Regions from separate parts of the Homo sapiens genome. Here region 1 is linked to region 2. The links are chromatin loops, found by intact Hi-C in ENCODE. Cell type or tissue: OCI-LY7. All regions are shown on one strand. Each heading gives the region's core, and the rest is flanking DNA. Links, peaks and the distances in the headings are about the cores only.

The links. Hi-C counts contacts between places; a loop is a spot of excess contacts. Peaks named below come from ENCODE experiments on the same cell type or tissue, not always from the same donor. Only the 100,000 strongest peaks of a DNase experiment are listed, where the experiment ranks them.
Region 1: a loop joins it to region 2, with 2.9 times the contacts of the local background. A loop is called at or near these places in 3 of 110 quality-filtered maps.

What each region holds. Positions count from the first base shown.
Region 1 is chr17:28,622,926-28,625,839 of GRCh38, reverse strand. BLTP2 (bridge-like lipid transfer protein family member 2) reads left to right here. Exons shown (of 39, transcript NM_014680.5): 25 at 1,450-1,607; 26 at 1,874-2,080. Among named protein-coding and RNA genes, the nearest start is that of RSKR, 10 kb to the right of the region's middle. In OCI-LY7, for the core only: no CTCF peak of the experiment used is centred there; a DNase peak (open chromatin) is centred at 1,549; H3K27ac peaks cover 1,558 bases.
Region 2 is chr17:28,683,640-28,686,553 of GRCh38, reverse strand. SUPT6H (SPT6 homolog, histone chaperone and transcription elongation factor) reads right to left here. Exons shown (of 37, transcript NM_003170.5): 17 at 2,738-2,914; 18 at 1,829-1,968; 19 at 1,593-1,710; 20 at 139-215. Among named protein-coding and RNA genes, the nearest start is that of SUPT6H, 23 kb to the right of the region's middle. In OCI-LY7, for the core only: no CTCF peak of the experiment used is centred there; no DNase peak of the experiment used is centred there.

The DNA.
Region 1 (2,914 bases), core at 288-2,787, 61 kb after region 2:
GAGCCGAGATTGCGCCATTGCACTCCAGCCTGGGCAACAAGAGTGAAACTCCATCTCAAGGGAAGAAAAAAAAGCATTGAGGGCTAGAACTAGGTAGAGGCAGTGGGAATGGAGATAAGATGGATGGAAAGATTAAGATGCATATGGGTGAACTGACCACTGGTTGGAAGGAGGAGTTTAAGGGAGAAAATTATAACGACTAGATTTTGAGCCTGATGACTGGCATGATGGTAACAGTAATATCAGAAATAGAGCCTGAGACTAAACAGGTTTGGGAGGTGTAGGATTGTTGAGTTCACATTTGGGCATGCTGAATTTGCGTCACTAGTAAGGTATCAATATAATGTCTAACAAACAGCTGGAAATTAGAGTCTAAAAGCTTAGGGCTAAAGATAGATATTTGGGAATTTCAGCATAGAGGTAAGAGAATATTTTTATGTATTTTTCCATTTTTTCTTTTTTCTTTTTCTTTTTCTTTTTCTTTTTTTTTTTTTTTTTTTTTTTTGAGACGGAGTCTTGCTCTGTCACCAGGCTGGAGTGCAGTGGTGCAATCTCGGCTCACTGCAACCTCTGCCTCCTGGATTCAAGCTATTCTTCTACCTCAGCCTCCCAAGTAGCTGGGATTACAGGTGCATGCCACCACACCTGGCTAATTTTTGTATTTTTAGTAGAGATGGAGTATCACCATGTTGGCCAGGATGGTCTCAATATCCTGACCTCGTGATCTGCCCACTTCAGCCTCCCAAAGTGCTGGGATTACAGGCGTGAGCCACCGCGCCTGGCCCCGTTAAACTTTCATAGCAATCTCATGAGAGAGTTACTCTTTTACAAACAAGTAAACTATGATGCAAAGAGGGCAGACTGCCCAAGGTCACAATACAGGCAGACTAGTCTGATTCTGGAGACTGTGCTCTTAACCATACACTCTGTTAGACAAACCCATTAAGAGAAAGAGTAGGAAAGAGAAGGGAACATGCCAAGGATGGATCTGAGGAGCTTAGACCTGGGAGAAGGAAGAGGGCCTGGAGACATAATCAGGGGAAGCAGCAGACCTCAGAGAATATAATGACATTGATGGCAAGAGAGTGGTTTCAAGTGGAAAAGAGTGGTCAAATAACATGTAAAATAATATGAAATGAAAAAAGAAATAAAATGGGGGTAAGGGAGAGATCATAGAGTAATACCTAAGAGAAAAAAATGTTACCTAGCATTTCTAAGTTTCTGTTGGGAATCTGTTACTTTTATTAAAATTGAAGGGAAAGTGAAATAACCCTTGTTTTGCCTTCATGGGTCAAGGGATGGGCTGGGCTAGAGTTTTAGGTTTGGGAGGATGTATTCTAAGCTCTTACCTAGCCAGATAAATTGAGGGAAGATCAATTTGGCTCTGGAAAGGGAAAAGTCTTTCCCTTTGAGACTGTGACCTTTCCCTGCTTCCTATTTCTCTGCCAGGTGCTTACATGTTGCAGAAGCTAATTGAAGAGACAGATAGGTTTGTAGTGTTCACAGAAGAGGAATCAGGCATGAGTGACCAGTTGTGTGGCATTGCTGCCTGCCAGACGGATGACATATACAACCGAAACTGCCTTATTGAATTGGTCAACTGTCAGGTACCTTCTCTTTACAAGTTACCTCAACATCAGGCTAGATCATGATCATATTGTTCCCCTTCCCCCACCTCTAAATATGAATGGGTGAATAGAGCTCCAAAAAATTTGGCCTTCTCATAGGTATCATAGGTAATCACTTCTATGTCTAAAAGCCAGTAAAATTTACTTGGTAAGCCAGCATTAGACCTAGCTGCAGTGGTTGATACAATGTGCTCACTAACCTCATCGTCCTTGGTAGCTTAACTCTGCTTCTATCTCTGGCATAGATGGTTCTTCGTGGAGCAGAGACAGAAGGCTGTGTCATTGTGTCAGCTGCCAAAGCCCAACTGCTGCAGTGCCAGCACCATCCAGCCTGGTATGGTGATACATTGAAGCAAAAGACATCCTGGACTTGCCTCTTGGATGGCATGCAGTACTTTGCCACCACTGAAAGCAGCCCCACAGAGCAGGATGGCCGACAGCTCTGGTTAGAGGTTAGTCAGTGAGTTTGTGAAGGCCCATTATATTCCTGGTTTTCCGTAGACTTTCTAATGGCTGGAAGATTCTTGACAGTAACCTGCTGTTACTAGCTTAGCAGAATAATGAGGCTAATAACACCTTGAATGTGGGCAATCTCTGGTCTGGAAGCATGTAGTGCTTTTTTTTTTTTTCCTCATGGTGTTCTATTTCATTGCAAAAGAAACTCTCATTTCTCAGAACTCGTATAAAATGGACTGGAACTGTTTTTAAGATTGCTGATCCCTATTAATGTTCACACTAATCAGCAGGCAGCCAAGAAAACAGGCAGTGACTGAGAATTTTCAGTAAGTTCACTATCTGCCCTTTCTCTGTCCTCTCATGAAAATGACTGATTGGTTATTTCAGCAAGGCAGTGAGGTTGAATGAAAGACTGCCTAGGAGTCAGGTTATGTGATTTCTAATGATAGCTTTCCCATTATAGTAGCCATGAGCTCTTGGACAAGTCACCTTTAATCGTGAAATGGAATTGATACTTCACCCTCACAAGATTGTTGAAAGGATCACATAAGGTGCTTTGAAAATATAAAGCTTTATTCAGGTGGAAAGTACTCTTATTTTTTTTTTTAAGTCAGTATGTCTGGGGAGGTCTAAGTGTGTGGCAAGGTAATGTGGTTTTGTTTTTTTTGTTTGTTTGTTTTTTGAGACAGAGTTTGCTCTGTAGCCCAGGCTGGAGTGCAATGGCGCGAACTCAGCTCACTGCAACCTCTGCCTCCCGGGTTCAAGCCATTCTCCTGCCTCAGCCTCCTGAGTAGCTGGGATTACAGGCGTGCCCCACCATGCCCGGCTAA
Region 2 (2,914 bases), core at 238-2,737:
GAAAATGAGGTCAAACATCCCCAGGGACACTCCCTGCACAAGCACAAGCCCCATCTGTTATGGGCATATGCCAGACTCAATAATAAGGGATGAGTTGGGTCACGGCCTTAAACCAGGTGTGGTCTAATCCCTACCTACCTGTTCTCTCCTGCAACTGTCACTACATGAGGCTTCTTATTCAGGAGAAATTTCTTTAGCGTTTCAATGTCTTGAGCCTGGATTGAAAGAAAATTGAAGCTGAATGGCTCTGAGGATGTAAAGATTTCAGGAAATTCTGTCTCCCTATGTTGGAGATCTTGTAAGAACTGGAAGTCTTCAGAAGATATCTGGTCCAAGGTGCTACCAAGGAACTATTCCCACCTCTTCCTGAAAGTTGGCCAACCCTGCCTCTGCTTAATAATTCCACTGACTAGAACTGCGCTCCAGTGGTACCAGGTGCCACTGGCTAGGTCCCAAGGATGAAGTTAGGAAACCGTTCTTTTTTATTGTAAACCAAAATCTAATACTTAGCCATTGGTTCTAGTTTTGATGAAGCAAAACAAAGAACTAGTAGCTGCCCTCTTTTGGGTGAGGGCCCTTTGAAAAGGTCAACATGGTTAAGTATGATTTCCTTCATCTTAAAGATGTCCAGTTTCTTATGATTTACTTTCCACTGCCTCACACTCCTGCATGTCCTCCTTTTGTGGCTATTTCATTTGTGGTGTGACTTTTGCTAAAATGTGAGTAGTTAGGACTATTAGATATTCTGATCTCCATTTCAAGATTTTAAGGGCTGGGTGCAGTGGCTCACACCTGTAATCCCAGCACTTTGGGAGGCTGAGGCAGATGGATCACTTGAGTCTAGGAGTTTGACACCTGCCTAGGCAACACGGTGAAACCGTGTCTCTACAAAAAATACAAAAATTAGACAGGCGTGGTGGTGCACGCCTCTGGTCCCAGCTACTTGGAAGGCAGGAGGATCACTTGAGCCTGGGAAGCAGAGGTTGCAGTGAGGTGAGTTCTTGCCACTGCGCTCCAGCCTGGAGATGGAGCAAGACTCTGTTTCAATAATAATAATAATAATAATAATAATAATAATAATGATAATAATAAAATTTAAAAAATAGTTGTTTCTTAAGAAGTTTTTCTTTCAAGAATGGGGCTCTGTTAACAAAACTGAAAGATACTACAGATACCATTAGGATAAACAAAATTCAGAAATATACCAACCAAATGAATTGAAAGTCTTCTTTCCCTGGAAAAAAGACACCCTGAAAGGCTAAAGCAGGGAAAAGGCTGGCTTCATGCCTCAGTAGCTTTCAGCTGCTGGAACAGCCTGACCCAGATGCTGGTAAGAAAAGAGGCAGTTAAAGCAACTCCAGAAGCACACAAGGCCTAGGAACTGGCCTCAAGCCAGAAGCAAATCCCGTACTAGATAACTTGAGTGCCATCTACTGCTCATGGAAGTGAGGCATCCCAGGGGACAAGTCAGTGACCAGATCAGACACAATCAGTCTTGCATAGGATGTTGCTTAGACCGTAAACACTTATCTCCACTGAATCATAAGACATACTCCAGATGTACACTTAGTATCCTCGTCCTAGCCACTTGCCTTCTTTTCCCGCTCTTCCTCTCTCCATGCAGTTCGCCGTTTGGTAAAATGGGGCAGTCGAAGGAAGTCTGTCACTTCTCCTTCACCATTGACCAGGGCGCAGAACACAGGGTGATCTCTGCCAGACAGACAGAAAAACAAGAATGCAATAATCAGCAATATGAAGTTATGAATGAGAGAAAAATGAAATTAGGAAGACAAGAGATGGTGCTGGGGAGGCAAAAATAGGCTGTTACCTGGCAGAGGAGAAAGCAATGCCGAGGACTCGAATGCCCTTCCCTTGGTTCTCGTCCATAAAGTCGTCATCTTCTTCCACCTGCTGATCTGGTCGGTAGGGTGCCACTCTCAACCAATTGTAGAGCTTTCGACTACAGGCCTGAGGGAAGAGACACAACAGGTATTACATACATGATGACATTATGGTCATCAGGCTCACCAAGAGTGCTATGGAAACACACTCATACACACATGTGCGAGGGTGTGTACTCTTATGTGCAGATGTTCCTAGCCATTGGCAGGCTTACCACCTGAAGGCATATCTTGCTTGTGGAAACAGGAGTGTATACAGAGAACAGTGATATAAACAAAGAATGTTTGGATGAGTGGGGCTGGGGGAGGGGAGAAGCTCCTGGAGCAGAGAGGTCTTAGAGGTGGTCCCTGTGGCCTTGTTAGCATTCCCTCTCAGATTATGCTTCACCTGCCCCCCGTGTTTCTCCATTAGCTATGGGACTATTCCTAAGGGGTTCCTTCATGCCCAACTATAGTTTGGGGAAATCATATGACTAAAAATCATGAGTCTCGGCTGGGCGTGGTGGCTCACGCCTGTAATCCCAGCATTTTGGGAGGCCAAGGTGGGCAGATCATGAGTTCAGGAGATTGAGACCATCCTGGCTAACACGGTAAAACCATGTTATTTTATACTAAAAATATAACATATTTTATACTAAAAATATAAAAAATTAGCTGGGCATGGTGGTGGGCGCCTGTAGTCCCAGGTACTCGGGAGGCTGAGGCAGGAGAATGGCATCAACCTAGGAGGCAGAGCTTGCAGTGAGCCAAGATTGCGCCACTGCACTCCAGCCTGGGCAACAGAGCAAGACTCTGTCACCAAAAAAAAAAAAAAAATCATGAGTCTCTGTCCTCACCTTTATGACATATTCCTTGGCTTCAGCCAGCAGCTTGTTCTTGAGTTCTTTGGCCATCTGCACATAGAGGAACTGCTGTAAAGCCCGTTCGATGGCCATGGTGCGCTGCCGGTTCCACTCCTGCACCTGGTGGCTGAACTCATCTCGGTAGTAAAACTGTTTTATCTCCTCAAAATA